2 separate regions of the Homo sapiens genome follow, and region 1 is linked to region 2. Evidence: read pairs that join two places in POLR2A ChIA-PET (ENCODE). Cell type or tissue: HCT116. All regions are shown on one strand. Each heading gives the region's core, and the rest is flanking DNA. Links, peaks and the distances in the headings are about the cores only. Region 1 overlaps FAM168A (family with sequence similarity 168 member A). Region 2 overlaps FAM168A (family with sequence similarity 168 member A).

Region 1 (5,379 bases), core at 321-5,320, 71 kb before region 2:
CTCCCATTAGTCAGTGCCTACTGACAAATACTAATTTCAGTTGGCCTCACTGAAATTATTATATTTATTCCTCATAATAATCCTGAGCCTTCCAGGACCAGCTGTTGACAAAACACACATATATACACATACTCCCCAGACAGCTGGCCAGAGAGGCAGGTTAGGAGCTGATGGGAGATGAGAAAAGAGCCCATGGAGAGGGGAAGACCACAAACAGAAAGGAGACATGATGGGAAGTTACTTATGGTAATACCACTCCAGCGGGAAGGAGACTTAATGTTTGGTCATCCATGGTGGAAGCCTGCATGTCTGCATAATACTAACAACCAAAAGACGCTCTTACAAGGCATAATTCTTCTCTCTGGACTGAGAGTTCCTAGAAGACTCTCCTTTCACTTCTGAAACTTCAGAATCCAGCTAGCACAGAGAAGACTCCCATAAATGTTTGTTAAATTGAACTGAATAATTATTGAGGTATTTATTCTGTTTTTACTCAAGACAAAACTGAGTTTTCAACAGTATTATGTAACATATTCAAGGAGGATGCATAGTTTCTAAGTAACAGACCGGGGACTTGAACTCAAGTTCCCTATTCTTTCTCCTGCACCACACTGTTGTTGTATAAAAACGATAATCTCTAGTAGAACACTGACTCTCATCTCATACGTGGGATGCAGACCTGTTAACCCAGCTATAGTCTAAGATGTCATAGAAAGAATCTTCACAAAGCAAGCCAGATCTCCAAACTGAACCACATAAGCTTGCAAGTCCAACATTCATAATCCCCAATTCTTTTCCCCATCTACCTCCTTTGTTCACTCCCTTGTTTCTTTGTGTTCATAACTGCCTGACCAATAAGGTGTGTAAAGTCCTTGGAATACAAAGGCCAAGTATGATTCTTCTTTCCATTCCTCCAGCACAGGGCTAATTATATCAAAGGTACTTTGTGAATGTTAGTTAAATTTAAAATGCTAAAAACCAAAGAAATAAAAAGATAGCTTTATGATTTCCATAGTCTCCATGGAGAGTCAGGGCTGGTATTAGCATCTACTTTACAAATGAGAAAAGCCTAAAAGGAGAGAAGCAACTTGCCCAGACTTTACCCTGACTCCTCACACGCCAAGCCCAATGTTCCTCCCATCATGTCATAAGGTTCACCGTATTTCTTAGAGCCAAGAAGATGGCTGAGGCAAGAACGAAAGATCAAGATAGACAAAAAAGAATGCCACACATTATAAATTAATCACTTAACAACATAACCAGCACATCCTGAAAAAATAAGCAAATATGACATTCATATCAGAGCAAAAGACTTGGTTTAAAATAAACAAACTCAGCCTGGCATGGTGGTTTATGCCTATAATCTCAGCACTTTGGGAGGCTGAGGCAGTGGATCCCTTGAATCCAGGAGTTCAAGACCAGCATGGTGAAACCCCATCTCTACAAAAAAAATTTCAAAAAAATTAGCCGGGCACGGTGGCGTGCACCTGTAGTCCCAGCTACACGGGGGGCTGAGGCAGGAGGATTGCTTAAGCCTGGAGGTCAAGGCTGCGGTAAGCCGAGATCGCACCTCTGCACTCCAGCCTGGTGACAGAGCAAAACCTGTCTCAATAAAATAAAATAAAATAAACCATATTTAATGATACTCTGCTCTGGATTATTCATTATGTAAATCACTTAGAGGTGGCACAGATGATAAGAGAATAAGATACGGTTTGCCCTTAGAAGCAGATAGTCTAATAGCAAAAATGTGACTCAAATACTCAGAGTTCAAAATCCTGGTGGCAATGGAACACAATGCAGCCATAAAAAGGAACAAAATCCTGTCCTTTGCACCAACATGGATGCAGGTGGAGGCCATTATCCTCTATTCATTCTTGCAAATGAATGCAGAAACAGAAAATCAAATACCACATGTTCTCACTTATAAGCAGGAACTAAACATTGGGTAAGCATGGACAAAAAGATGGCAACAACAGACCTTGGGCTCTACCAAGAGTGTGGAGAAGGATGGACTGAAAAACTACCTATTGGGTACTACGCTCACTACCTGGGTGACAGGATCATTCATACACCAAACTTCAGCAACATGCAATGTATCCATGTAACAAACCTGAACATGTACCCTCAAACCTAAAATGAAAGTAGGAAAAAAAAAATCACAAAGTGAAAAAAAAAGTCCTGGTGGCAGACAAAATGAGAGAAGTAGCTTGAACTCATAGTTCCAAATAATAAAAGAAAGGCAAGATAACAAGTGCTAAACGAACTTTACAGGTAGCCCGTAGACCATACGTATACAGTTATTGCAGGGGTTCAGAGAAAGGAGGAAAGGCTCACTGTGTCTGTGTATGTATCTTTAGTTTTTAGGGTCTTTTTAAAGGTTGTTTTGTTTTGTGTTTTTGAGACTGGGTCTCACTCTCTCACCCAAGCTGGACAGCAGTGGTGCAATCTCAGCTCACCGCAACCTCTGCCTCCTGGGCTCAAGTGATCCTCCCAAGGCCTCAGCCTCCTAAGTAGCTGGGTCTACCGACGTGTGCCACCATGCTAGGCTAATTTTTGTATTTGTTTTGTAGAGACAGGGTTTCACCATGTTGCCCAGGCGGTCTCAAACTCCTGGGCTCAAGCAATCCACCTGCTTCTGCCTCCCAAAGTACTGGGATTACAGGCATGAGCCACCATGCGCAGCCTTGTTTTATTTTTATTTAAGGAGGAACATAACTTATCCTGAAAACTGTCCCAGAGTTTAAAAAAAGACCAGGTTTGGGAATTCACACGGAGATGGAGAGAGGAAAGAACAACAGAACAGAGGTGAAGACAAGACCAAAGACTCAAACGCTGTCTCCTACATGAAGCTTCACAGACCCTTCCAACTAAAACTAATCACTATCCTCTATCCCAAAAATACATGGTGACAGTGCCATTCTAGAAACACTTCATGTTAGAAGATTTAGTTGTTTATGCAACTGCTTCCCTCCTGGACTATGAGCTCTGAAAGCAGAGTCTATTTTATTAACCTATGGAGTGCCCCACTGGCTAATAAAGAGCCAAGAACACCAAGACATGTACATTATGTACAGTATGGACATGTACATTATGTACAGTATGTACATATACATGTACATGTATGATTAACAGAATTGAACCAAAGAGTGTTAGAGCTTGGTAGGACCTCAAAGATCATTTAATTTAAGCCCTTCATTTTGCAACTGGGAAAACAAAGACTAAGTGACTCACTCAAAGTCACAGAGCAGGTCACAAATCCAGAACAGGACCTCAGGCCCCTAGAGTCCCAGCCAAAAGAGTGGCAGTGAGGCTGCTCTTCTACTCAAAGGACAAGAGATCTCCTGTGCTTATTGGTTAGTTCAAAGACACTGAGCCATTGCAGTGGGAGGTCTAAGGCTCTGAATCAGGAACTGTTACATTCCAAGCGGTTGACACTCTGAATACCAGGCCAAGTCCTTTGTCTCAGGACAGAAGGGCTCAGAAAAACCTGGCAGAACCACCCTTGTTTGATGCAGAGGCCCCAGAACATTTTAGGCTGCAGCCTTGGGCAAAGAGCCAGGAAGAGTTTTATTGTGATGAAGACGTAGAAAAATTGGGGAAAAAATGGAGGATGGGCACAATGAAGAGGTAGATTCCTAGCAGCACCAACGCCAGGAAAGCACTCTTGATGGAAAAGGAAGTACACTTTTAGAAGAAGTTAGGTCATGCCTGTAATCCAGCACTTTGGGAGGCCGAGGAGGGCGGATTACTTGAAGTCAGGAGTTCAAGACCAGCCTGGCCAACATGGCGAAACCCCATCTCTACTAAAAATACAAAAATTAGCCAGGTGTGGGGGCCCATGCCTGTAATCCCAGCTACTACTTGGGAGGCTGAGGCATGAGAATCACTTGAACCCAGGAGGCAGAGGCTGCAGCAGTGAGCCAAGATCATGCCAATGAACTCCAGCCTGGGTGATGGAGTGAGACTGTCTCAAAAAAAAAAGAAGAAAAAAAAGAAGCTAAAGGCTCAGAAAATGGAAGAGAGGGTAATTTCAGGACTCAGTAAAGACTCCCCAGGGAATTGCCTGTCTAATTTGAGGCTTAATGGTATAGACGTAAAAAAAAAAAAAAAATCAAACTGATCCCGTCTCTGCTGAAAATACAAAAAATTAGCCAGGCATGGTGGCAGGCACCTGTAGTCCCAGCTACTCGGGAGGCTGAGGCAGGAGAATGGCGTGAACCCAGGAGGCAGAGCTTGCAGTGAGCCGAGATCGTGCCACTGCACTCCAGCCTGGGCGACAGAGCGAGACTCCGTCTCAAAATTAAATAAATAAATAAATAAATAAAATCAAACTGAAGAGTGTGTGATGTCAAGAATAACCCAATCAAGAACAATGCAGTTTGAGCAACCAAGCCTCCTCAATCTCCATCACCACTCCATCACCACTGCTGGCCCACTCACCACCAATCTCCATTGAAATCACTGGGGTGCTCTTCCAGCCTCCTTGAGTGACATCTCCAGGCATGGGAGCGAATCAGATGGATAGGGGTACTATTTAAGACATAGAGTTTTACAACTAATACAATTTAAAAATGGATAAAGAACTTGAACAGGCATTTCTCCAAAGATATACAAATGACCAACAAGCGTATGAAGGTATGTTCAACATCATCAGTTATCAGAGAAACACAACTTAAAACTACACCAAGATACCACCTCACACCCATTAAGATGACTATTATCAAAAAAACAGAAAATAGCAAATGTTGATGAGGATGTAGAGAAATTGGAACCCTTATTTAAAATTTGGTGGTAATATAAAATGGTGTAGCCACTATGGAAAACAATACAGAGGTTCCTCAAAAAATTAAAAATATAATAACCATATGATCCAGCAATTTCACTTCTGCATATACATTCAAAAGAATTTAAAACAGGATCTCAAAGAGATATTTGCACACCCATGTTCATTGCAATACTATGGACAACAGCCAAAGAGTGGAAGCAACCTAAATGTCCACTGATGAATGAATGGATAAAGAAAATGTTGTATACACACATGCATACACACAACCCGCATACACACAACCTGCACCCACACACGCATGATGGAATATTACTCACTCTTAAAAAAGAAAATCCTGCTGTATACTACAATATGCATGAATCTTGAGGACGTTATGCTAAGTAAAGTAAGCTACTCACAAAACGACAAATACTGCATGATTCCACTTATATGACGTATCCAAAGAAGTTAAACTCTTAGAAACAGAAAGTAAAATGGTGGTTACCAAGGTGGAAGGTGAAAAGGGAAGTTGTTGTTCAACGGATATATTAGGTTGGTGCAAAAGTAATTGCGGCTTTGACCATACTTTCAATGGCGAAAACTACAATTAC
Region 2 (5,379 bases), core at 135-5,134:
CAGCTAATGTTTGTATTTATAGTAGAGATAGGGTTTCACCATGTTGGTCAGGCTGGTCTCAAACTCCTGACTTCGTGATCCGCCTGCCCTGGCCTCCCAAAGTGCTGGAATTACAGGCGTGAGCCACCGCACCCAGCCTACAGGGGAATATTTACAGCTGTATGACCTCTCTTCATCTCTCTGACCCTCATCATAAATGAGGATAGTAACACTTACGCTGAAAGGTTCTTTTGGGGATTATATAATATATGCAAATTATCTAGCAGGTCCTTATAAACAGTATCATTTGACTCAGACCTTGGTCTACAACCTAGATCTCTTGCTTCAAGGAGAAAGTGTTTTCCATCACAGAATGAAGCGTATAATGCTAGTTAGACTTTTTCATTTGATTTCTTGCTTAATCTAGAGTCTGAGTTTAACATTCAATAAAGAATAGAAGGTTGGCCTGGCACGATCGCTCATGCTGGTAATCTCAGAACTTTGGGAGGCTGAGGCAGGCAGATCACCTGAGGTGAGGAGATCAAGATCAACCTGGCCAACACGGTGAAACCCTGTCTCTACTAAAAATACAAAAATTAGCCGGACATGATGGTGGGCGCCTGTAATCCCAGCTACTTGGATGCTGAGACAGGAGGATTGCTTGAACCCAGGAGGTGGAGTTTGCAGTGAGCCAAGATCGCACCACTGCATTTCAGCCTAGGCAACAGAGTAAGACTCTGTCTCAAAAAAAAGAATAAAAGGTTACCTACTAACAGGGTGGTTCTGCCTGAACCTGAGCAAAACGTACCCTGAGTACCAGCTGAGCATATTTAGTAAGGCATCAATTCACACGGGCCCCAGAGAGGGGACATTCACTGTAATATTCAATGGGACATCACCATAATATATAGTATCCTCGTGACCAGTATTTCTAATGCTACTACTCTCTGTATCTTTTATTATTATTTAATAGTGATGCAATGGATTAGTGAAGTCAATTAAACTACTCCAAGAAAAGACTCGAAAAATAGCTTTTCAAGCAATTCCAAACCAGGCCAGGATTTCATCCCCATCAGGTATTTACTTGATGTTCACCTCTATCATTCACCTAAGGCAGACATCTCAAACATTCCTGGTATATGCTTTGGAAGGCTCCATCACATTTATTTTCCATCATAACTCAACCAACAATTTCAGCTCTCCCGTTTGTTAGCTAAGCAACTATCCTCTGAGGACAATACTGCTTATCTAATAATAGCTATCTAATACTGCTATTAGCTGAGGTTTAGAGATAATTTATGTAGAATGCCTACACACTATCTGGCCCAATAAACGTATGCAATAAACTGTAGCTGCTATTGTCATCACTAATAAATATTCACGAGTGCCCACTATTTTCCCAACACTGTGCTGAGCAGTAGGAGGAAAACAGTAAGTATGTAAGATGCCATCCATTCTAAGGGGGTACACAATCAAGTTGAAAGAAAAAAAAAATTATACAATGGTTATATGTAATTGTATAATTAAATGGTCAATTGTTTGGTATAGACTAAGTTCAGAAGGGGAGACCCAAAAGCTTTTCCTTCTATTAACTCACAACAACCCTTTGAGCCAGGCAGGCAGAAATTATCATTCCCATTTTACAGAAAAAGAAACTGAGACTAAGAAAGACTAAGTCATAGAGTTCAATCATTTACCCAATTAACAAATACTAGGCTATGAACTATGCTTAAGTGCAGAAGAGAAATAGATTAGTTAGGACTCTTGGTTGTAAATGACAGAAAACAAACTGGTTTAAGCAAAAAGCCTAATTACTGACTTAATTAACTGAGGCCCAAGATTAGGGTAGACTATGGTGGAGGCTCAATTCAGAGCTCAAAGTCACTGCCTCCACCTGTTTAGCTTCACTTCCTCAATGTTGGTTCTATCATAAGCCAGACTCTCTCCTCCTAAGGTGGCAAAATGGCTATAGCAGCTCCAGCCACACACCTCTGTAGTGTAGCAGGACTTGGAGAAGGTCTTCTATAGCGGCTTACAAAAGTCCTGAACATTCAGTTTAGACCAGCTTAAAACACATTTACCCCTAAACCAATCACTATGGCCGGAAGAATGTGATGCCTTGGTTACCTTGAGCCTGGTTCACATAACACTAGAGCTAAGAAATTCCTACCCAAACTATATGAAGCAAAGCAGGGGGGAGGTGTGGTTCCTAAAACCAACATCTGAGGCCATTGCTGAGATAAGAAGGAAGCTACAGAAGCAAACTACAAATGTCCACCTCAAGGAACCCTGTGACTGTGCTCTCACAGAATATACAGTTTGGGGCAGTGATTCTCAAGTGCAGATGGGCTGGTAGTAAAAAGAAGGCTAGAGGTGGCCAGGCGCAGTGGCTCACGCCTATAATCCCAGCACTTTGGGAGGCCAAGGTGGGCAGATCACAAGGTCAAGAGATCAAGACCATCCTGGCTAACACAGTGAAACCCCGTCTCTACTAAAAATACAAAAAAAAAAATTAGCTGGGCATGGTGTCGGGCGCCCGTAGTCCCAGCTACTCAGGAGGCTGAGGCAGGAGAATGGAATGAACCCAGGAGGCAGAGCTTGCAGTGAGCTGAGATCGCGCAACTGCACTCCAGCCTGGGCGACACAGTGAGACTCCGTCACAAAAAAAAAAAAAAAAAAAAGAAGGCTAGAGGTATAGCTCTAGTCTAAAAGAAACATAATTGCAGAACAATGTGGTAAGTGCCATACAGCCAATACTTAAAACAACGTGTCAGAGTGTCCAGGAAAAAAAAAAAGGAAGGCCACCCTAAGACTTTAGGGAAGTCTTCAAAGAGGTGGTACTGACCAAACTTAGTCCTGAAGAAAAAGGGTCAGTTAGCAAATCACCTAACTACAACTATAGCATCAAAGTTTCCTGATTCCCTATCAAGAGCTCTTTCCACTACTAGGGTGGAGAGGAAAATGGGCACTGAGGCCTCAAGGGAAGTGACTGCCACAGAAGCTCATTTAAACCAGCTGTCAAAATTGCTCAGCACTTAAGTACACTGTAAAGGACTTGTCCACACTGCAGCAGGACCACAAAGACCCTGACAACCTTACAGGAGGATGTTTCAGTTAGATAACAGTCATGATCTAAGCATGGAATGGGATATTCTGTCATTTCCCAGCATTTTGGCTTCCTCACCTACTACCAGGCTGCTCTTTCCACTATATGCGTAACGGCTGACAGTTCAAACAGAAAAGTACCAAACACAGTAAGCTAAATTGAGACCACATTATAAGTTAAAGGAAAAACCCACTATACTGATATTTCCACACATGCAGTTTATGCTCATTGAGACAGGAGGTAAATAAAGGGTTTGCATCGGTAGGTAGGGTTTGCATCTATCTCTACCACTTACTAATTGTGTGACCCTGAGCAAGTCACTTTTCTGACCCTCAATTTCCTCATCTGTAAAATGGGAAACATTATAATACCTTTCTTGGAGCTACTATAGGAATTAAAACAAGATAAAAGGAAAGCACTTGGTCAAATTGTAAAGCATCAGTAAATATTAGTTATGTTCCCTAACTCTTTAAGGAGAGACATTTCAAAGTACTATATGACTTCTAACTTCATAAAGAGCAGAATCCTCAACACTCCATTCCATTTGGACTTGAAACAATAAAAAATCTTTCCAGGGAAGGCTTTTAAAAACAATACCATATTAAACATTGGTGATTTGTTTTAAAAGCTGCAATTAAGAGGATTCCACTGTTTCACCAGGCTCTTGCGGCATCCAATTAAGTAATAACATGAGAGAGGAGCTCTTAATTATGGAGGAAAACTTCCACAAGCCAGTGGCAGGTGTGCAGGGCTCAAGCTGAGATCAAAATAGTTGACTACAGCATTAATTCCCCCCTTTCCTTTTTCCCAAAGACACTTAAGTTTGCATGCAATTAGTTGAAAAGTAAACCAGACCAAATGACTGCCATATTTCAAGCTTTATTACCTTTTATCATGTTAACATCTACCAATTGAGTTTTAAGGGATTAACACCAGAACAGATGGTTTAAATGCACAATAAGTGAGCTTCAGTGATCAGAAATGGTAATAGCCAAGCTGAATTTACACTTACACTGGGATGTTAGCATTTTTCCCTAAATTGTGTCTATTGTAAATTAAAGTTATTCCTTTTCTATTTTCACATATATACTTTGTAAATAATATTAAAAATAAAACCCTCTTCAAGGGGATGCATTTTTTTCTAATTTGCCTGCCTTCCCTCCAAATGTAAAGCAAACTTCTTTTATCCCTTGATGTAATCAATAAAAATTAAAGCCAAACATCCAGCATTTACTTATTTTGCAAGTTACAGACAATGGTTTTAGCAGCACCTACCAAAAAAGCACACCCCCAAAATCCACATGGAAAGACAATTAAGCATCCATTTGTTGAAATAGCCCTTTTTAGGGCTACACTTGATTGCCAATGAAAAGAGCTCCTGGAAAGTCAGACCTCCAAATTTGGTGTTGGGAAGCAACTCAGGAAATATGTACACACTTACACAGGATGAGCCATCATGATAAGAAAAACACAAGATTTGGATTCAAGTCCCAGTCTGTCATACACTCTACTCATTCAAGCAATTACAGAGTAGCTGTTTTCTATCAGGTACAATATTGAATGCTAATGATAAAAAGCAAGACATATTACAAATTATTACTATAAAATGTTACAGGTCCTATAACAGGCATCAACACAGGAGAAGCATGAGGAGAAAACAGTCAATTCTACCTGGAAAAGAGAGCAACAACTTTACAGTGGAAGCAATGTAGGTGGTAGATTTTTAAAAATAAAATAAGGCCATGTTTGCCAAGTTGAGAAGGGAAGAGGACCATTTGAGTAGAAGAAGCAACACGAGTAGAGATTTGGCAGTTTAACAGCGTATAGTTAAGTCCCAAGGATTGCAAGTGGTTTGGCAGGGTTGGGCTGAGAAGAAGGAGTCACAGGAGGTGACCCTGGCAGCAGATGGAAGAATGGAGGCTGCCGTCCACACAAGAGCTGCTGAGAGTCTGAGCTAAGGCAACAGCTGTGGGGATGGAGAGAAAGGAATAGATTCGAGAAATGTTAAGGTGATAGTATCTATACAACTTAGTGACTGAAGGAATATGAGAAGATAAGGAAATCTCAAATTTCCGGCTTGAGTGACTGAGAAAATGGTGATGTCATTCACTGAGATAAGAAATACAAAGAGAAGAAGGTATGGAGGGAAAAGGATAACGAGTTCGGTTTTGAGCCAGACTTGTGACTTTAAACCAGTCACTTGATACCTCATAATCAGTTCCCCAGTTAGCAAAATGGTTATACCACTTACCTCAAAGAAATTCTCAATGTGGTGAGAATTAAGATAATAAATG

Evidence for each region. ChIA-PET counts read pairs that join two places held together with the same protein. Peaks named below come from ENCODE experiments on the same cell type or tissue, not always from the same donor. Only the 100,000 strongest peaks of a DNase experiment are listed, where the experiment ranks them.
Region 1: POLR2A ChIA-PET joins it to region 2 with 5 read pairs; 2 of 35 experiments call an interaction of 5 or more read pairs at or near these places.

Annotation. Positions count from the first base shown.
Region 1 is chr11:73,491,030-73,496,408 of GRCh38, forward strand. The region is part of intron 1 of FAM168A (family with sequence similarity 168 member A); the gene reads right to left. Among named protein-coding and RNA genes, the nearest start is that of FAM168A, 100 kb to the right of the region's middle. RefSeq lists enhancers at 3,281-3,799, 3,800-4,317. In HCT116, for the core only: no CTCF peak of the experiment used is centred there; a DNase peak (open chromatin) is centred at 3,402; H3K4me3 peaks cover 1,008 bases; H3K27ac peaks cover 1,427 bases.
Region 2 is chr11:73,562,103-73,567,481 of GRCh38, forward strand. All of the region lies in intron 1 of FAM168A (family with sequence similarity 168 member A), which reads right to left. Among named protein-coding and RNA genes, the nearest start is that of FAM168A, 33 kb to the right of the region's middle. RefSeq lists a silencer at 4,362-4,656. In HCT116, for the core only: no CTCF peak of the experiment used is centred there; no DNase peak of the experiment used is centred there.